Linked DNA regions of Mus musculus: region 1 is linked to region 2. Evidence: chromatin loops called from intact Hi-C (ENCODE). Cell type or tissue: gastrocnemius. All regions are shown on one strand. Links, peaks and the distances in the headings refer to the core of each region. The heading gives the core; the rest is flanking DNA. Region 1 overlaps Jarid2 (jumonji, AT rich interactive domain 2). Region 2 overlaps Jarid2 (jumonji, AT rich interactive domain 2).

Region 1 (11,027 bases), core at 1,720-9,719, 75 kb before region 2:
TATATATGACATGTATTTATTTACCTCTCAGTCATAGACAACTTCCAACAGAGAACAAATACAGATAGCCTTCTAACACCCTTTCTCATGTGCTCACTCTGAACAGCAGTGATAGAAACAGTGCTGGCCACATCTCCCCCAGGGGAAGGACTAATTTTACAGGGCCCCAGAAGGGAACAGCAGTTTCATGGTCATTGTTGTTAGCCCCTGTGCAGTACTTGGTTGCACTTCCCTTGCTTGACCCGTTTCTCCTGCTTTGGGTGTTTCGATTATATTTTTGGGGTTCAGAATTCTTATCAAAAGCCCCTACTTTTTTGAGTCATTTTGAGACAAGTCATTTTCTTGTGATGGCTTGAAAAGTTGTTGTACATCTTTGGTGGTTTAAATCTTCTGGTGAGGTAAGCAAACTGAGTGTGTGTGTCTGTGTTCTGGTAAGTGGGCAGTTTCTTCTTAGGAGCACAGATCTCCCTGGTGGCTTGCTTCCTAGAAAAATGTGCTGCTATAAATGACAACCTTAGTCCCTGTCAACTTAATTTCTGCGTGTCCATGAAGTATGTTATCTTTGACTTAGATTTTGGAGTGGGGCCTCCATCCCTGACAGAGGTGCTCTGAAGCATCCAACTGACCTCCACCTTCTTCAGCAGCTGGTTTCTTTTCTTTTTCTTTTAAAAGATTTATTTATTATATGTAAGTACACTGTAGTTATCGTCAGATACTCAAGAAAAGGGCATCAGATTTATGGATGGTTGTGAGCTACTATGTGGTTGCTGGGATTTGAACTCGGGACCTTCGGAAGAGCAGTCGGTGCTCTTAACCACTGAGCCATCTTGCCAGCCCCAGCAGCTGGTTTCTTAAAGCTGCTTTGATTGGTGTGGTTTACTGCTTGTTGGATGGCAAACCTTATATATAAATCCTCCTTGCCTATAGGCAGAAACAGTAAGTTGAGTACTCTGCATATAAACAATAATACCCAGAAGATATTCTTGTTTCTTGGAGGTTACATCTTTGCTAACTCACAAGAGGGCAGGTTTCCTATTCCTTCATTCTTGTTGTGTGAAGTAGTCTGAGGTCCATTTGTGGGGAAACAAGAGGTCGGGGCATGTGGTCTGCAGTGGTTGCTTGAGAGGAGCCCGAATGTGAGCTAGCTGGTTGTAAGACACAGTAGGTGCTCAGTAGAAAAGTGTGCTACTCTGGGCGGCAGCGGTGGTGCACGGCTTTAATTCCAGCACTCGGGAGGCAGAGGCAGGCGGATTTCTGAGGCCAGCCTGGTCTACCAAGTGAGTTCCAGGACAGCCAGGGCTATGCAGAGAAACCCTGTCCAAAAAAAAAAAAAGTGTGCTACTCCTTGGAGGGACATTTGTTGTAAAAATTAGTTCAGGTACACAGTTGTTAAATCAGATTTTAAACTATATAGTACATTGCAGATGAAGTTGGAACTCTGCTGATTGTAGTCAGTGCCTCCCGAGTACAGGTCAATCAGGTGGGCTGCTAAGGGTACACCTTGGTTGTGTGGTAGCGAGGATCTTAGGAAGGTTCCAGCTGGGGAGCCAGCCCACAAGCTCTTCACTCTCCACTTACCTGAATGCGTGATTTCTATCTAGGCTGTGTGTACAATGATCCTACCACTTGTGCATTTTATTTACATTCTTGAGGGTGTGTATGTGTTCCTTGGGTGCAAGAATAAACTGAAATTCACTAAATTCTGTAGGAGAGAGGCAAGTTGGTTTCCTGAGATACACATTGGTAGCCTTTCAAAGTGTTGATGGCTTAGAATTTCTAAGTTTCTCAGAGGGGATGTTTAGTAGATGGAATATACAATGTATAAAGCAGAGTCCTCCCTGCTGCAGAGGGTGGCTGGGTAGCTCATGGGACACTTGTTTCTAAGGAGCCTTTTTACTAGAAATTAGTGGTGGCTACCTTTTCCCTCTGGAAAAACTAGCACTTAAACCCTCACAGACAACATATCTTGACCTAAATGAGTTTTCTATAAAAGAATAGAGCTAGACTTTTTTTTCTGATAGCTTTCAAAACATCTGAAAAGCTCATCTCTGAACTTTCAGCTGTTGACAGTGGCAGTTATCCTGCTACTGCTAATAGAAAATAAAAAGTTCATTTGCCACAGTGATTGTCATTTCCTTCTTAGGAGCGCAGCTTAACTCCAGGACTTCATTTAGTCGGAGGAAAATGGTTGCTACCTCCCTGTTAAGCTGTTTTCCATTCTCCAGTTGTAGCAGAAAGACTGTTGGGGAGGCCTGGGGAGCTGGGGGTCACATAAAGGAAGACTAAGAAGGGCTGCTGCAGAATGTGTTCTTCTGTCTGGAAGCCTGTGTGGAGAGGGTGGTAGCTTTAGAAAAGGGGGTGAAGTAGGAGGGGGCAGCAGTCGCTGAAGCATGACAAGCTTCCAAAGGCCCCGGGACTTGAACACAAAAAAGAGAGCTTTTTGCAGCTCTTTCACTGCACTTGTCTCCCTCAGCTCCATCCATTCTCCCCTGCTGTTTTGTAAATCTCCCAGTTGGAAATTTCTAACCTGGGAGAGCTTCTTCCCGGCTTCACTTGGCAGGATGCTCACACGCAGCTGCAAGGAATTTGCTTTTCCTTTTCACAGCAGCTCTCATTTAAAAGCATTAGCGAGACTACAAAACAAAATACAAACTTGAGGATTTTTCAGAAGTGGAAGCCAAGTTTAATTAAAGTCAAGGAAGTTGGGGGCTATAACTCTTTTGTGAAGCCTCTTAAAGTCAGATGTGAGCGTGTGCCAGTGGAAGGCAGGCAAGGTGGGAAATACCCACGCTGGTCTTCGTTAAGAAATTTAAAGCCTTGCTTGTTTGGGGTATGCTTGAGGGATATCCTAGAATTTATCAAAGGATATGCAGAGCCATCATCTGGCCTAAGAAAGAATATTTACTAGTGGGTCAGTAGTGGTTTCTCCCTTCTTGTTGGAGGAAGAACGCCTGTAATATCTTTGTATTTCTTAGCCCTCTAAAAAACCTCCTAATTAGGTCCTCCCCTTCCATATGATCAAACCACTGGGCTGGAAAAAGGTCTAATAAAACATCATCAAAATTTTCTCCCTTGCCATGGTGGTTAAGCTCATTGTCTGCATTTGGGTCTCTACCAGTGTGCTAGGCCGACCTCAAACTAGTAATCCTCCTGCCTCTCAGTGCTGGGATTTGGTAGGTGCCACCATTCATATATTCATATATATATTAAATCTGATAGTGTTTGGGAGTACCCGAGTCCTCTATTTTGGAAGGCAGTTTCTTAATCTAATAAGAGACAGCATAGTTCATTAGGTCCCAAGAAAATTACTTCACTGGGCAGGAGGCGGATCTCAGTGGTATACAGAAGCTTGTGCTACTTGCAGGGTTCAGTTCCCTGAAAACCATTGATGAAGGCACCTGTACCAGAAATTTAGCCCTTGGGTCAGTCAGTATCTGGAAATGTCTTAGTTGTGTTAGATGCTTGGTATCTCATGGACAGAAGATGAGTAGTCTTTTGAGTATTTGTTGAAATTGCCTGGAGTTTAGTTTTGACACGAAATTGGTTAGTGTTATTAACATTCCTTTTATGAGTAAACATCGGTAGCTAGATACTTGTGTTTGCAGAAGGGAACATCAGTGTGTTTAGATCCTTGTACCTGAGGTTTAGGATTTGTTAAGGGTAATTTTTGGATTCTAAACTTGATCCTGCTTGTTAGGTAGGCACATTAAAAACAAATCAAAACAAAAAAACAAAAAACAAACAGGTGTAGAATTGATTCCTTTATTCTAGGCAAGCATGGTACCAAGGCATCCTTAATCCTTGTTTGTCTCTTTTGTTGGTAGGTCACTCATTGGGTCTTCTTTCCCATGTTTGCCTCAACCAGAGCATCTTTGTATTAATTATTAGCAGGGGTTGGTGTTCCTAATGAGACTTTTGGAGGTTTTTGAAGTAGTTGAAGGTGCAGTCTGGTGTATTTTTGCACATTTGATCAATACCATTTAGAATCAGGTTCTTGACTGGAGGGAGATTCTGAAATTAGACATTGGTTTTGAAAGAATCATTTGTCAAATAAGAGTAACGAAAGTGAGATTAAAAAAAAAAAAATAGAGGCCAGGCAGTCGTGGTGCACGCCTTTGATCCCAGAACTTGGGAGGCAGAGGCAGGCGGATTTCCAAGTTAGAGGCCAGCCTGGTCTGCAGAGTGAGTTCCAGGATAGCTGGGGCTACACAGAGAAACCCTGTCTCCAAAAACCAATAAATAAATAAAACAAAAAGGCAATGTAAGGGTGTCAAAACCCATATTGGATTGCAAGGCCTAAGGATTGTTTTTGAAGCCCTCTTTTGGAAACCAGATGTCCTAGTTAGTTGTGTGTATTGTAGTGTTGTTGTAATGTTCTTTTCCTAGCATTCTGTGTAATCTCGTTGGACATACACAGCTAGCAATATAAAACTTCCTCAGACAGTCTGTCTGCCAGATACTTCCTATCATGGGTTTGAATGTGCATTTTGTAAATACATTAAAAGTTAAATTTTACCACTAACTATTCATGGCTTACCATTATCTCTGACTTACCTATTTCCCTTACATTACAGTTGTGGAAACAAGGCTAAGGAAAGGTGTTTGTCGCCCTGTGGTAGTTTCTTAATGTGTCTGTACGAGGATTCCATTGGCTTGGAAACATTACAGTGTTTTGGTCACCTCATACCTTGGGTTTTTTTTTTTTTCTTTCTTTTTTTTTTTTTTTTAAAGTTTTATAAAACTTCTGCCAAGTGCTTAAGATTGTCTTTTAAAATTTCTGTTTCTTTCATGTGTTTGAGTGTTTTGCCTGTATGAATGAAAGTCTGTGCATCACAGGCCTGGTGCCCTAAGAGGCCAAAAAAGAGGGTGTTAGATACCCCAGAAATGGAGGTACAGATGGTTGTGAGCCACTATGTGGCTCTTGCTTCACCCTGCTCGCTCTGCGCCCCCCAACCCCCCCTCCCGCTCCAGCCCAAAGGTTTCTTATTTCTTATTATAGGTGGTTGTGAGCCATGTGTGGTTGCTGGGATTTGAACTCAGGACGTCTGGAAGAGCAGTTAGTGCTCTTAACCATTGAGCCATCTCACCAGCGAGTACTTTTAACCACTGAGGAGCTTTTCAGTCCCACAATTTTGCAATCTTTACTCTCAAACTTTGCCGAATATCTGAAGATGGTTTTGAACACCTGTCTCTACTTCCATGAGCTGGAATTAGAACATGGGCTGTTATGTTCATAATGTTTGTGTTTAAACCAGGTGCAGAGAAGCAGGTGGGTCCCACCTAGAAAGTTTGATGCTACTTTGATTTATATTGGCCAGAAAGGAACCCATAATGAGACTGTCCCTGCCCCCAAATCCTAGAGAAACAAAACCCCAAACTTTTATCAGGGTACATTTCCTGAAGGGTGTTTTTTTTTTAGAACTTGGGTAAATTAGTCAGGGCCTGGGCTTTGAGTCCTTAAAGATGTGGTTTTTACTTTGATAATATGCTCAAAAAATAAATTATTGTTCCAAGCACCACACACACCTATGCGCATATTCTCATTGATATAACATGCATCTCTTTCTCTCTCTCTCTCTCTCTCTCTCTCTCTCTCTCTCTCTCTCTCTCTCTCTCTCTCTCTAACATAATCTGATTTGTGGGCAGGGATGGCTTGGAGTTGACAGAGAGAGATCTACCTGCCTCTGCTGATGTACCTCTGGCTTGTGCTTGCTGAGGCCAGAAGAGGGCATCAGATGCTCAGGAACTAGACACACTTACTGACAGCTGGGAATCTGCTCTTTGGGTGGCTGGGAGTAGAAGAGTAGGAGAGGCAAGTAAGTATTCTTAACCACAGAGGTAAGGTGCTAGATGATCCCTGGCACTCGGGTTTGGGTGGACCTAGGGAGAGGTTTCCACTCTGCCTTTCCCCAAAACTGATTGCATTCTGAGATCTCAGCATTGAGACCCTTAAAAAGCTCCACCTGCAGTTAGTTAGAAACTTGTTGTCCTGTGGGAGTCAGGGAGAATCCTCCACCCTAAAATATTGAAATTTTTATTAAAATATATAAATATTTAAAATTTTGAAATAGTGGTCTCTGGGAACTGGCATTAGGTTACAAGTTGCTAGTATTGGATTGCATGAACCTTTCTAGTAGTGTCTTATGTGATAGAATAAAAAATGGGTTTTCTGGGTTACTTGTCTGACTTTGGTTAATAGACCAGAAGAACACAGAATGTTTGCTTGGTGCCTGCTAGGAGTTTGGACCACCCCAGGACTTGGGACAGTAGGGAAACTGGCGCTTGGGGTGACAGGTGAAGAGAAGAAAACCTTACCCAAAAGGAAGTATCACTCTTGTTTGTGCTCCCCTCCAGATGTGTGTGTTTGTGTGTTGGGGGGGTGGTATTATATTTGTGCAAGCCAGAGATCAACATTGGTCGAGTGTCTCTAGCCATCAGTTTTATTTTTAGAGATTATGATCTCATTGAGCTTAGATAGAGCTCATTGGTTAACAAGATTGGCTTGCTAGCCAGTTGGAGTACTTTGCCCCAATTTCTCCCCAGCATCTTAGTTACAGCACCCTAGACTGTCCAATCTGTGTGGGCACTGGGGGTCTGAACTCAGATCCTCACACTTTCAAAGCAAGAACTTTTTACTGACTGAGCTCTTTCAGTTCTGAACATAGAGCTGTTGGTGGGAAATTTACCTGCACAGCTTCTTCATTAGACACTGATACTTGTTAATTTAAAATCCGCTGTAATAATTGGAAGCAGCTGTTGTTTCCCTGCTGACTAGGTGGGTGCTGGAGTCATGCTTTTGAATTAGCTGGACTTGGACTGTTCGTATTTTAATTAAAGTCCCATTTTATCACTTTCTACCGCAGTTTTTGCCTCTCCAGTGACCTGGATTCTACAGTAATAGATTTGAATTATATGAATATCTCAGTAGAAAGGTATATAATCTTAAGTTCAAGGACTTGCAGTTGATGTTCTTATTAAATAGTGAATATAATAGCATGGTGATTCCCTTTTCTTCTCTGAACCTTGCTTCTATATCTATTTAGTCTTTCTATTTAGTTGATACTGTCTTATGTGGGGATATTGATGTATTAACCTAATTGCTTCTGTCACTGCTACCAGGGAAGTCACTGTGTGAAACGGGACAGATGATTTTCTGCTTCTCTTTGCCTAATAGAGTTTGTACATTAAGTTATGAATAATGGGGTTTAGGGGTAGTGGGGATACTTTTTTTTTTTGGTTTTCGAGACAGGGTTTCTGACAGTGCTGAGATTAAAGGCGTGCGCCACCACGCCCGGCTTGGATGCTTCCTTTCTTAAATGGAGAAAACCCCCAATTGTTGGAGAGAAGCTGCGGTTGAGAGCTGTGATGCGTCCTCTGTTTACCCCGCAGCTTAGGTGGGAAGGTTGGCTGGAAAGTTGCATGCACTCTTTCTCCATGACACGAGCAGGGAAGGGATGTGCTGCCTTCTCTTCCTCTTGGATCTAAGAACCGATCCTGGGTGAAAGTTATGAGGAAGTGGTTCTGGTTAATTTTGTTCTTCCTTTTCCCTTGAGTTTTGCTTTTGCAGACTTGTAGGTTAGAGCAGTACAGATACATTAGGATCCATGTGGCTGTTTTGACCAGGAATCAAGGATTCCTGGTCTATGCTCCATATAGGAGAGGTCTATGGTCTAATGGTTTGGCACTGCTCTATACTGAGCGCTGGGAGTGGAACTGGAGAAACTCTGAGCCCTGCTTATATATAGGTTTAGTCAGTTGCAACAGTGCAGCAGGCCCTGCACACTGCTCTACTAGAAGAAGTTGCTCAATGGTGCACAAACTGATTGATTGCTATGCTTAAGTAGAGGACATGTGGTGTGTCTTGTGCTGTATGGAATCCTGTTCTGAGTCTAAATCAGCAGTCCTTGACTACTTATAACAGCCTCTTGGAACTCTTATGAACCATGAGGTCAGAAAACTACTACTACAAAAAAGTCATGGCCAATGTTTCATATAGGAGAGCTTTTGAGTAGAGTTAATACTGTAGCACCTCAAAAAATAAATAAAACAGAAAACAGCAGTAAAAACTTGAGCAAATGGAGGAAGGAAGCTCCATCATGACACTGTTACTGGCCAGTGAAAGAAACAGTGTACAGATGAGGAGGGAGAAGGTCTGGGGTCCCTTGACTTTAGGAGTGGTTGGACTAGGAGTCGATTAACTCCTTTGTGTAGAGCTCTACCTTAGGACTTAAGTTTAGACCTGCTTGAATGGCCTTATTTTGCTTGAGATTTTCGTATAGAACTGACCATGAAATGGGCTAGGTAGGGTGGAAAATAGTAAAAGTTATTTTTTTTTCTTTTTTCTTTTTCTTTCTTTTTTTTTTTAAACATGGAAACAAGAGCTGGTCTCTCAGTGCAGAGACCCAGAATTATATAAAGCTATTTTTTTTTAAAGATTTATTTATTTATTATATGTAAGTATACTGTAGCTGTCTTCAGACACTCCAGAAGAGGGAGTCAGATCTTGTTACAGATGGTTGTGAGCCACCATGTGGTTGCTGGGATTTGAACTCCGGACCTTAAGAGCAGTCGGGTGCTCTTACCCACTGAGCCATCTCACCAGCCCTATATAAAGCTATTTTTATTGGATATTTTCTTTATTTACATTTCAAATGTTATCCCCATTCCGCCCCTCCCCACAACCCCATCCCTCCTCCCTTTGCTTCTGTGAGGGCGTTCCCCCACCAATCCACCCACTCCAGCCTCCTGATCCTCGATTCCCCCACACTGGGGGCCTTCATAGGACCAAGGACCGACCTTTTCTCCCATTGATCCCCCGACAAGGCGTATGCAGCTGGAGCCATGTGTACTCCTTGATTGGTGGCTTAGTCCCTGGCAGTGAAAGGTATTTCAGCTCTAGTATAGAGAGGGCTTTCCTTGAAGAAGACTCTTACCCTAGAGTAAGGATCCCAGACTTGCTTTTTACTGGGAAGAATGCCACCCCAATGAAGCATGAACTGGAGGTTTCTAGCTGTCGTTCTTAAGTCTTGGCTGGGGCTAGGATTCCCCCTATGGTGTGGGTTATTTTTAACTTTTTATAATCTTAGGACCACACAATAAGTAAAGGGGGTAGGGGCATTCACAAAAGCCATGTCAAGGACGAGGAAGCAGAAATCTCAGATCTGCAAAGAAAGTGTGAAGAGGGAAATTGCTTTAATTCAACCCCCCTCCTCAACAAATGATGCTACATACATAATGTAATCTGCCTGTCTGTCTGCCTGTCTGCCTGCCTGTTTTAGACAAGGTCTTAATATGTACCTATGGTTGTCCAAGGACTCACTATATAGACTAGTATTACAGAAAAGCGCTAAGCCATTAGGCCCTGACTACCTGTTTATTATGGACAATAGCCTCCTTTTCTCCCCTCCACTATTCATTTAAACACCTTAGCTGTGGCCCTAAATGTTTGTTTTCTGGTGCATATAAAAGAAGTTCTCTAGTATACAGACTTAACATTTAAAGTTCCTGGTCCTGGGATGTGTGTGTACACTTCAACATTAGCAACCACCAGAATGACTTGTGAAATCACTTGAATCCTGCTAGTTGAAGCACTTGAATCCTGCTAGGTAATACACATCTTTGCCTACCGTGTGAGTGTGTGAGTGTGTGAGTGTGTGAGTGTGTGAGTGTGTGAGTGTGTGAGTGTGTGTGTGTGTGTGCGCACACGCACGCACACACGTGCACACACGTGCACGCACGCACGCACGCGCATAGTGTATAAATTTGTTAGAGACAGATACTTCTTTGTCGTCCTGGGTAGTTTGGAGCTTGCTTCCATCCTGCTGCTACTGGGTCCTAAGGGCTGAGATATAGGAGTGCCACCTCCATCCATTTTCTATGGTAGTCTGGGCTCTGAAGTCATGAATATTTATGCCTTAAAGTTTCTTCACTGCAAATTTAAGAGAGCATCACTTGCACTGATGCACTGCCTAAGACACTACTACGTATGCAGCAGTTCTGTCTCCTACCCCGTGTGTATGTCTGTGTATCAATCTCCTGCATGCTTTGCTGTCTGCAGAGACCAGAGAGGAAATCAGATTTCCTGGAACCAGGGTTAGAGTTGGGTAGCCGCAGTTTGGGTGCTGGGCCTTAGTTATGCACACTAGCACTCATCCACCTGCCTCTTGTAGACTTGACTAAGCTCACTCACAGAGACCTGCCTGCCTGCCTCTGCCTCTGCCTCTGCCTCCTGAGTGATGGATCAAAGGTGCAGACCACCATGCCTGGCTGGACTGCTCCCCCCCACCCCCCAAAGTAAATGTAGGTCTCAGCTGCAGTCATGCTGAGTCTGTTTGCTTAAGTTAAATTCCCACCTGAGAAACTCGATCCTCCTTTAAAAGGAGGAAAAAAACGTCACAAATTTCCACTTCAGGGAAAAAAAAAGATTTAGGTTTTAGAGACTCTTGTTCCTATAGGGTTTTTCCTTTTTTCCTTTTTTTGTCTTATATGCTAAATATGATCATAAAGATTAAGATATCAGTGAAGAAAACATACATATTATTCATATTCATCATAGTGATAATAGTGACACTTCTTGAAATTTCTTCTCAGTCAAAAAAATGGCCAGTCAAGGTGGCACCTTCTTTTCTTTCTTTTTTTTTTTTTTTTTAAGATTTATTTATTGATTATATGTAAGTACACTGTAGCTGTCTTCAGACACACCAGAAGAGGGAGTCAGATCTCATTACAGATGGTTGTGAGCCACCATGTGGTTGCTGGGATTTGAACTCCGGACCTTCGGAAGAGCAGTCGGGTGCTCTTACCCACTGAGCCATCTCACCGGCCCAAGGTGGCACCTTCTTAATACTTGTGTATTACCAGGTAGAAAATCCAAGCTGGCTCATAGAAGGTACTGAGGAAGTGCTGTTCTTGTTTTGTTGTGCATTAGCTGGTGTTAAAGTTGTCAGGGTCAGTGAACTGTGAGGATATCTCTGGTTTGTGTCAAATCGAGAAAGAGTAGCATACAAATACCACATTTGGGGAGGCAC
Region 2 (11,027 bases), core at 2,124-10,123:
GTCACATAGGCATTTATTCTATAGGCATTTATTTTGCAGTAGCAGAATTGGGATTCTGCTCAAATTATAGAGCTGGGATTTCAGATGAGAATCTGAATTCAGAGCACATGGTGGAATACTAAATCTTCGAAATTATGTTGAACACAGCATGCTTTATTTCCACTTGGCCATTTTTTTTATTATTATTTTTAATGCTTTTGTCCTCTTTAAGTTTTTAAAAAAACTTATGCGCATTGGTGTTCTATCTGCATGTATGTGTGTGAGAGGGTGTCAGATCCTGTAGAACTGAAGTCACACATAGTGATGACTTTCTGTGTGGATGCTGGAACTTGAACCTAGATTTTTTTGGAAGAATAGTCAGGGCTGATAACCGCAGCACTATTGCTCCTGCCTTTTCTCCTGTCATTTAAAAACAAAGATGTTTCCAGCCTATTGCTTCTTCTATAGGACTTTCTTAGAAAAATTAAAAAACCAAAAAATAGTGTTAGTTTCACATTGAAAGTGGTATATGGTTGACTTAATTTTCTTTAAAGACTTCCACTAAATACTCGCATGATTAGTCCTTTGCCCCCAGCATTTGTGTGAAGGAGTTGGGTGGATGTCTGCTGTTAATACAGAGAGCTAACATGTGAGCCTGTGTTTGAGTGGCTGATCTCAGCCTTCCACTTCTACAGGGCCTATAATAATGCAAATGGGCACAAGATATCATAGATCTCCTTTTTATGTCATAAAATTATGTGCACCTTCCATCTTACTTTTGTGCTCCAGAAGTGACAAGGCCTGCAAGCCTTTGCCTTGTTAAGGAAGCCCATGAGCTGTTTCATCAGTGGTGTGGATTGACTGTAGGACTTAACGTCATTATTGCAGTTTCTTGCTGGAGCTGGGTGGATGGGTGTGGCAGTGTAGAGATCTGCTGGTGGCAAGCCTTCTGCTTCCTTGCTTGTATATTCTACCCCGTTCCCTGTCTGTAATGAAATGACGGGTTATTGAGAAAGCTTCTGGGGATGCGAACCTTGGCCAATCTCTCAAGGCCCTTGGGCCTGCCGGGGGCTAAAATTAGGAACATTTAAATAATAACATGCTACACAAATAACAAGTACACATAATTACACAGTAAGAGAGGGGAGCTATTAGCTGCATTTGAATTTCATTTGCTCCCTATAAATGTCATCTCAGATCAGCAAGCCCTTTTGGCCAGCAAAACAATTTTGAGTAGATTTAATGGAAGCTGTATTTCTTTCTTTAGATGTACAGCAGGCAGGAATGTAATAGTTAAGCTGTTCTTCATATTTCACAGTTAGTGTTGGAAGCCTGTAGCTGTGGTTTGTGCACTCAAACCATCAGAATAAATGAGAATAAAATGGATGAGGAAAACTGTACCTTAAGAATGGAGTAGCAGTTTGCTTACCCAGCTCAAGCCTGGTACTTCCAGGATTCAAGCTCAGCCTTTTTGGAGTAGACTCCTATTTAATTAATTTACCACTCAGATAAATAGCAAGTAGTTCCTCTTTTTTAATAACAAAAAATATTTAGTACACAAGTTATTAAATAGTCAGATTGCATTTTGAAAACATTACAGTGATTCCTTGTCCCGCCTGCCTCTTATCTCCTGTGTTCTCCTAGTCTCCCTTTCATATCCCATGTGCCATTTTGCTCATCCTGTGTTGCCTGTGGTTCTCTCCCTTGGTGTCCTTTCTAATTTTTTTCGACCAGGCTTTTAATGATGTAGCTGGAATTGTTAATTAGGAGAAGTGCCTCAGGAATGGAGAGGTAAGTATTTACTAAAGTGACCATGGTTCTCTAATTCAATCATAGAAGCCATAAACCTAGTTTTTGGTTCTTTACCCTCCTCTGCTTTGGTCATAGTCCTTTAAGGTCATCAGCCACCGTGAGGTGTGTAGTTTCAAGTGCACGGGCCTTTCCCATCAGTCTGGCGCACGCTTTATTCAGATGGACAATCTTCTGCCTTACTGTCTTGAGTGCTGGGGTCACAGGCATGTACCACCACTCCTGATGTCACTACTTTTCTGATGAAATTGTGTGTCTAACCATGATGCCCAAGTTGAATTGCCTTGGAATGTCTTTCACTCTCATGGAACATTAGCTGGTACAAAATGAGTGAAGCAAAAAACCAAAAGAGATTCCTATAGAATAATTAGGTCAGAAGTCCACATAGGAACCTGGAGTGAATATGGCTAGCAGGGAGGCAGTTGTTGTTGAGGGCCCATTTTTCAACAACCATGGAAAGGCTGCATTGAAGACCTTGCAGAGGGGGGTCCTTGAGATGAGTTAGGCCTTCTAATCAAAGAGTACAACTGATGCTGTCAGTGACAGAGGCTGGGACTTGAAATTGAGCTCTACTGGAGAGTAGCTGCCAGGACAGATTTCCATGACTGGTATATGTGTTTGGGCTGTGGGTGAGGGAGATTAATTGGTAGCAGAGATCTTTTTAGCGGTATGTAGGTCTGTCTCAATATTTTAAAACAGGAATCTTGAGCCTTGATGAGGAGCTTAATTTGAAAGAACGGATCAAACTGAAGACATACTAGAACCTAGAAACTGAAGACATACTAGAACCTAGAAACCCAATTTAAATGACAACAGTGCCAAGTTGTCCCCATTCTGGCTGCTCAGAAGGAGGTATTTCATGGAGCATTTGCAGGTGGCACTGCCTATGTAGGTTAATGTGTTATATCCTGCCTTAGACCTAGTGTCCAACACTCTCAGCCCGCCTTGTGCTTGACCTTTGTGAGGGGTGTCCTTGCTGATGATGTCATCGTTTTCATGGTCTGTGCATGCACGGCCACCTGGGGGATGAGGGGAGTTTTTAGATGCCACACGGTAAGACCCTTGTCTGCTAATTTGTTTACATAAAGACCTATGATCTGGATCCTGGCCTTGAAGAGTTGATCCTTTAGCAGATGGATACAAAGCAGGATGCTGGAGCTAGAACACTGACTAACTAATTTGGAGGCCTTCTTGTTGATTGGCTTCTTTATGTTGGGAAGAAGACAGTTTCCTGCCTCACCTTAGGGCTAACAATAATCCTGTACCACGGACAGTACAGAATGGTAACATTAGCGGCAGAAAGAGATGCAAACTGCCTTCCATTACAGTCTGGTAGGACACAGGGGCAGATTACAGCAGGAGTTCATTGTCTAAGTTGTGTTTTCTTCTGTGCTTATGTGACACTTTCCTGATGATAAGGTAGCAAGATGTTTATACTTTTCAAAGTTCTTATTTGGATGAAGTCATTCTATCTTAAGTGGGGAAAAACCGATTCATAGGTAAAGAAAGCTAATGTAGAAGGCAGGATGGTTGAGTACCTCTCTGTGTTGTACAGTATGTGCAGAAGGATTCATGTGGTGGCCTTGAAAGGAAAAATCTGTAGTCTTGACCATGAGAATCCTATGTTGGGCTTTTGGGACGAGGAAGCACTTCTATATCTATAGTGATTTCGTTTAGTAGCCATTTTAGTAGGGCTTAATGGCCATTTTCTAAGTTTAAACCATGTGTAAAGGGCAAAAGACCCCTAGGATCACTAGAAAGTTCTTGATTCCTACACAGGAGTAGGAATTTGAGTAATAGGATCTGCTTATTAGTGTTCATTCTTGTGAAATGATAAGGCCACATGTGTTTTTAAATTTAACACATTTCATGTTTTAAACTCTAATATGTATATTGATGGTGCTATAAATATTGTTTAGCACAGTGAACTTCTGTAGTGTTGCAGTCTTTGTGGAAATGCTCTATCTACCCCGCCACCAGTTGAAAATACGTTTTTATTTCTAAGCTACATGAATGTTAGAAGTCCTACATACGGTGTATCTTTGAAGCTAGCAGAGTGATTACCGATATTTTAAAGTATCTAGTAATACTAGGTATGTATAAACCCCTTAATTTACAATTCATTTCTTAATCTATTTTGCTGCCAAAATTTCATCTATCCTCTTGGCATGCCCCCCACCCCCATACCCTTCCTCCCAAAGTTCACAAAACTTTATAGCTGTCTCATCTGAGGAAGCTGGGAGGATGATAGGAACATGAGTAGCTTAGTAGTTTACCACTTCTGCTTAAGAGAAGGGTCATCTGTGTCCGGCCAGCCCTGAGGATAAATCTGCAGAGTGGGCCACTTCCTCCACATGTCCCCCATTTCTATGAGTGTATCATTTCATGCTTTGTGTCTCACTACTGATTCGGCTCTTGGGAGATCTGAAGCTCTCTCCTTAAATAAAACCCATTCATTTATTATTTCTTTTGTTTCTTCCATGACTTGGGAGAATTTTCAAAGGACTCATACTTAGTAATGAATCTAGTGAAAAGCTATTTTATTTTGTCACAGGGACACATGCCCATGCTGCAATCCTAGATACTTGGCAGACTCAAGCAGTAGATCTTAAGGGTTTGCCAACCTGGGGGTCTCGAAGGGATGTGGACTGCTTGTCTAATAGATACAAGAAGCTGATTCAGTTTTTAGTATTGTGCCACCACTGTTCCCAAAGAGGTGGTCCCCCCCACCCCCCGTGGGATTGCATCTTGCCGCCTTCTTTAATACTGCACAAGTCTTTGGGTCTAGCTTTGCTAGAAGACAGTCTGATGCGCCACACTCGTGGGCACGATCTCATGGTGTTCTAACTATGAGGGAAATTTACCCATTCTGCACGGGACTTTGGCTTGTACAGAGTGGGTTACTATGTACTCTACTTTATTAGAAGAGTTTTATGCATTTTATTTGTGTGGGATGGGACGTTGTATGCTGTGGTGAACATGTGAAAGTCAGAAGACAGCTTGTTGAGAGTTGGGTCCATGGGGTTACAGAGGTCACTGGGCATGGTGGCAGGCAGCCTTAGTCATAGATAGGGCTATCTTCCCAGTTCTTACAAAACAAGCACACTAGAAAGAAAGCCTTGTCCCAAAGTGCTCATAGGATTTGCTTCTTTAAAGTCTTACGGTAATTTTAAACTTGCACCTCTACCTTTTGATTCCTGGAAGTGTTCTGATACTAGTGGAAGTGTGCTGTCAATTGATTGTTGCTTGTCGCTGTCCCTGTCGATCCTTAAGTTGTTCTGAGAAATGTCATGTGAAAGCACTGTGATGCCTTAGGTTTCTATTTTTTTGAACTGTTTGAGAGACATGCATCTCCTACCAGTTCCTGCAGAGGTAGGGTTGGACTCCAGTGGGAGGCTAGCATCTCCTGTTTGCCTGCTTCCTCCTCTCATTCTCACCACGTGCTGCACATCTCGACTATGTGGAGATAGCCTTTCTAGCCCCTTCTACACTATGCACCCCACAAATGTTCTGCTCTGCTAGCCTTCCCAGGCTCTCCTTGCTTGTGTAGAAGTCTTCCAAGGGAATAGGTTAAGATTGCCATCAAGTGGTTGGTCTTGGTAGTGGACAATAGTGTGCACATAAGTCCAGTTTCTTAGCCTCTCTGTGCAGAACAGTGAAGTTTAGGAATAGTGTTTGAGGAGTAATCTGCTCTTACTTATTTGAGCTGATGTATGTTAAGGAGCCGTCTTTGTAATCCCAAACTGTGCCTTGTATCAAAGACAGGTACAGCTGAATCTATTTGGCTGGGTTCAGTCTGGCTACTGGATGGAGTACAGGCCATTTAGAAGGAGTGTACCTCAAGATCTGGCTTAAAAGTGCAGTGCGTGTCAATCCCGTCAAGATCCTGATCAAAAGTGTGTCATCCTACCTCATGATCTGGATTAAAACCCTGTGTCTATTCCAGCCTAGAGATCTGGAACACGAGTGTGACCACCATTTCTGTCTGGTTATAGTTCATTCCAGATAAAGTCAAATTGACAACCTAGAATTGCTATCCACCCCTTGTCATTCACCACTCGACACACAGTTATATCTCCTTATATCATAGATTATTTTCACTAAATTCAATTCCCAAACAATAACCAGGTCATAATAACGCCTAACAACATTTCTTGTAAAACCACAGATGCTTATTTTAAATTTACAATAGGTTCTTGGGGAGCAGCATCCTTTTAGTATCTCAAACACAAATATGATTTTAATTGATGTTAAAGAAATTGAAAGAAAATACAAATATGTAAAAATGTATTCTTAATGGAATCCAGTGGAAGCAGGAGAGTCAGTTAAAATGCTCATTTCTGCCGGGCGTGGTGGGGCATGCCTTTAATCCCAGCACTCGAGAGGTAGAGGCAGTCGGATTTCTGAGTTCGAGGCCAACCTGGTCTACAAAGTGAGTTCCAGGACAGCCAGGGCTATACAGAGAAACCCTGTCTCGAAAAACCAAGAAAAAAAAGAGAGCTCATTTCTGCAACTGCTCACATGGTTCATAGATGGTATTTATAACTACTTCTTCTCTTCATTCTGCATTATCTCCATCCTCTGCAAGCACCTCAGCCCGTCCTGGTTCTTTTCCTGGAAAAGTGACCCTTACCTTCTTTCCTCATGGGAATCCTTTTGTCCTTCTGCCTGGATAGGCTGTTGTAGTTTCCCATGGACTTTAAACAGGGCATGGCAACACTAAGAGAAGCCCTACAGGATCTCCTTCACTCCAGACATAATCTTTCTGCAGCAGAAAGCCCTATATGTTTGGCTCCTGTTGTTTTTCTATTTCTAAAAGTAAAGTAGTAATTTTTCTCTCTCTCAGGAGTGTCAGTCTCAGAATCGGTGAGGATTCCTTTGACGTCTTAGTAGAAAGCACACCCTGCAGAAGGTGATTAGGGTTGAGGCAGCTGCACGCAGGAGCAGACCACTTGGAAAGAATTGAAGACCAGGTGTGCACCGTTCCAAGGTTCTGGATGTCAGTACCTTGAAATCAGGATCCATTCTAATACTAAGAGCTATGGCTTTGACCCGGCCACCTTTACTTTCCCCTTGCAGGCTCTCCTCCATGGCGTGGGTAAGGAAGGACTGTCCTACGAGCATAGAAGGTGGTCCGAATTAGCAGGTGCTCCTACCGCTGTATGCAGTTGCTTGCCCTTGAGATCTGTGAGCTGCCTGCGGTGGTAGTGGTTTAACTGCCTTTGAGCTGCATGAGAAAGGTTTCTGCTTGCTCATTTGGAAGGAGAAACCTTATTTGGAGGGAAAAAACAAAGAATGGAAAAATATCCAAATGGTGTAAATATGAAACAGTGGAAGAAAAAAACCTTTGGACCTATTTTGAACAGTTATTTCAAACTGAACGAGGGTATACTTTATAGTCATCCACATTACAATCTGTCAAGTCATATTAAGCCAGAATTCCTGGATTCTAGCCATCTCAAGCAATATTGAACACATCAAAAATTTTGAATGTGTTGGAATGAACATTGACATTGGATCTTAATTTTCATTCTCTTAGTAGCAGAAATAATCAGATTACCAGAAATAATCCGTAGCAGTAAGTTTACAGATTTTGCAGTATATTTGGAGACTTTGATGGCTAAACATAATTAGGAAATCTGAGATCCAAAGCACCTCTAAAGCAGAGTTTTTTGAGCATCATAAGGGCTTTGGGTTTTGTGGGTCTTGAGACATTGCTCTATGGTTTAGAACACTTGTGGTTTTTCTTGGGTGGGCTTGGCTGTCCTGAGTCCAGCACTGAAGAGCAGACTGGCCTTGTACTTATCCTCTGCCCCCAGAGAGGAACACTTTTTTCTTGTAGATAAAAGGACGCTGGTTTGGTTCCCAACAACCACTCACATGGTAGCTCTAGTTGCACTTACATGGGTACTGACGATTTGTTTCTGATTTCCAAGTAAGTGCACTGAGTACAAATGGCACACATATATACATGCAGACCTGGGCCTGATCCCCAGGACCCAGATGGTAAACTAACAATCTCTCTCTCTCTCTCTCTCTCTCTCTCTCTCTCTCTCTCTCTCTCTCACACTCTCTCTCTCTCTCTCTCTCTCTCTCTCTCACTCACACACACACACACACACACACACACACACACACAGGTGTTAGCTTTGTCCCATTCATTGGGTATGGCAGAGAATGACTTTCTGGTATTTATATGGCATATTGTCTACATTGTATTTTTGGACCAGGAGTTGTCTTTTTTTTTTTTCCCCTTTGGATGAATGCATGGAAGGTCCTTGTGAAGTCTCTGTCAAAGAACCAAGGCTGTATGGTGTGTTCATCTCCCTAATCCCGTGCAATGCAGAAAACCGAGTGTGAGTGCTGCACTACCTCTTGGTCCAGGTGTTACCAAGTTAATAACCTAAAAAGTGATTTTCATTATGAATGGGTTTAGAAGCCATCTTGATGTGGCCTGGGAGTAAAGGAAGGTCTCAAAGTTTACAATGGGGACCCAAAGAGAGATAATAGGCAGTGTGCACTAAATACCAGCAATAGTTACAAACTGTGTTGAAGCTCTTGTAAATATATTGTTGCTTTCTGACATATAAACTTCTAAATATAACATTACTGAAGTCTCTCACTTGTTGGCATCCATTTTTACTCTAGAAGCCCATTTTTACATTATTAAGTATACACTCTTGATTTGAATATGTGCAAGTATGCAGTCAGATATACAGATCAGAGATCAGCTTTCTCTGTCTATTCCCTTTCCACTATGGGGTCAGGCTGTTAGTCTTCCATTGCAAGTACTTTCATCCCCTGAGCCATTGTGCTAGCTGGTTTACTAGTTTAGAACGATACTAGCTGTGTATGAGCGAATCAAGTTAAAAGAACCAGATGACGCTCCTTCTTAAACAATATTTCACTGTAAGTTTCATATGTTCGTTGTTCCTTAAGTTCAAAGTTCCTGCATTTCTCTTTCTGCCAGCAGCCCTCCAAATGTGTTTCTCAGTGTTGTATAAGTACATACTTTCAAAAGATTGACCACTCCCATCTTTAACTTTATGTGTTTTTTTTTTTTTTTTTTTTTTTTTTTTTTGTTTACCTCTTAAAATCAGTTGAGTGCTTTTCAGATATTTTAAAATCGATCTCACCGGGCGTGGTGGCGCACGCCTTTAATCCCAGCACTGGGGAGGCAGAGGCAGGGGGATTTCTGAGTTCGAGGCCAACCTGGTCTACAAAGTGAGTTCCAGGACTGCCAGGGCTATAAAGAGAAACCCTGTCTTGAAAAACCAAAAAAAAAAAAAAAAAAAATCAATCTCCCAGCCATACCCTTCTTCAATCAAAATGTATTTATTGGGATGCTTCTCTGTTGAATCTTGATCAGGATGCCGTCAGTGGTGCTGTTTCTTGAAGGAACAGCCTTCTCTCATTCGTGCTTTTCTGCCTATGAGCTGACAGTGGAGCAGCCAACATAAAGACTGCTGTTTGTGCATGGCTTTGGTGATTTTATAGTGTCCTTGCATTTCATACCCACCCTAAGTGGGCTTCTATACCATATACGTGATCTAGTATTTCCTCTCCTATGTATCCTGGAGAAGGAGAGAATCATCCCTTGGGAGGTCATGTTCTCTACAGGGAGGCCATCACCACAGCGGAAGCCATTCCTCTAATGTTTGCCTGGCGGCCCTCCCACTCATGGCTGTATGGCTTTAGCTTTCCTGGAAACTCAGCTCTGTAGGCTTTTGTAGGCTTTGCTTTAACCCCTAACACGTGTTTACCTGCCTCTTCCTCCCGAATGCTGGGACCAACGCTGTGTCACCATTACCTACCTGTTTTGTTCTTTCAATTACAGTTTTGGTCTCTTGGTCTTTTCGATGTTGTTCAGAGCAGGCAATGTTTAAAAAGCTTTGGGACACTTGATTTTTGGAAGCTAATTAATAATACAACATAAGATTATAGACCCTTTCTATCTTGTTCTGCTTAGTAGGCCGTGTTCCTGTGACTTGCTCTAAGCCTACTCAGCCAGTAAGGACACTGGGACTGGAACATGCAGTCTTGTTCTGCTTGTACTATCCTTAGAGAAATACCTCACCAGACTAGATTCTCTCTCTAATACTCTACAACTGCATAGAGGCATCTTTAATTTTCAAATTATCCCATTTTGCAAAGAGCCCTGGCATTTTTTAATCTGGCCTTCTGTTCTGTACTCTAGACTACATTGTTGTGATGCCCACTTAAGGGTACTACCTCATTAATGACCACCATTTGATCCAATGGGAAAGGGAAACAGAGGGTTATAGTTAAGGTTAGACATTGAGTATTATCTCTTCTGACTCATTTCCCCACTATGAATGCTTTTTAGTTTAGTTGATTCTAGTGGTATTTTATTAGCACGAACAAACAAGTTAGCTGTATGAAATTTGTCACTCAATGTGGATCACTCTTTTGAGTTACTACAATTATTGGTATTATTATGTTATTGTATGGGATGGCCCCGATGCCACATTGGTTATCAGCACAACTGCATGTATTACCCAGTATGTGCAGGCCTCCCTCCCCTCTTTGGCATTTTAAGAATTATCAAGGCCATTTGGTAGGCTTGTGTATACATAATCCTGCTTGGTAGAGAGCCAGTGCACTAAAGCTTAGTAAAATAAAAATCTAAACAAATAATTACATGCAATTGTCCGTGTACCTGATTTTAATAATAACAATGGTTTTAGTATATTTGGTTATTATATATTAATATCTTATATTATATATTAATAAAAGTCAAATATTAGCCCAGTGTATCCTTTTTTCCACCTTTTTGGATCTTGTTTTAATAAATCACACCTAGGTGACAGGATCATTACAAGAAATTGGTCAAAAGGATCATTAGGGTGTAGGCATCCTTTGACACTGTTGGGAGATTCCTTACAGATACCAAAGCTCATGGAAGACTCATATTTGTAAAACTTTATAGCCAGGAATGTTCTTGTATCTAGTCTTCCACTACTCAGGATGTGTGACAGGAGAATTGTCAGTTCAGTTCCAGTTTGGACAAGATGGTGAGCTAAGGCCATCTTAGATCTTGGGGAGTATTAAGGGAAACTAGATTCTGAAACTTCATTTCTCTCCAACTGTATGTGTGATAGGTTTCCTCTATTGCACTTTCCCCAGAACTGGTCATCACCAAAGTATCTTGCCCATCTTCTTTCCAGTTTTCTGCAGTGGGTGCTTTCAGTATTGAAGAGCCTAGAGGAGCCCTGCAA

The links. A loop is a pair of places that touch in the nucleus more often than their neighbours do. Peaks named below come from ENCODE experiments on the same cell type or tissue, not always from the same donor. Only the 100,000 strongest peaks of a DNase experiment are listed, where the experiment ranks them.
Region 1: it touches region 2 in a loop (2.3-fold over the local background); 6 of 42 quality-filtered maps call a loop at or near these places.

What each region holds. Positions count from the first base shown.
Region 1 is chr13:44,753,203-44,764,229 of GRCm38, forward strand. The region is part of intron 1 of Jarid2 (jumonji, AT rich interactive domain 2); the gene reads left to right. Among named protein-coding and RNA genes, the nearest start is that of Jarid2, 27 kb to the left of the region's middle. In gastrocnemius, for the core only: a CTCF peak has its summit at 5,724 (motif pointing right); no DNase peak of the experiment used is centred there; H3K4me3 peaks cover 635 bases; H3K27ac peaks cover 2,158 bases.
Region 2 is chr13:44,828,216-44,839,242 of GRCm38, forward strand. All of the region lies in intron 2 of Jarid2 (jumonji, AT rich interactive domain 2), which reads left to right. Among named protein-coding and RNA genes, the nearest start is that of Jarid2, 100 kb to the left of the region's middle. In gastrocnemius, for the core only: a CTCF peak has its summit at 5,379; a DNase peak (open chromatin) is centred at 5,291.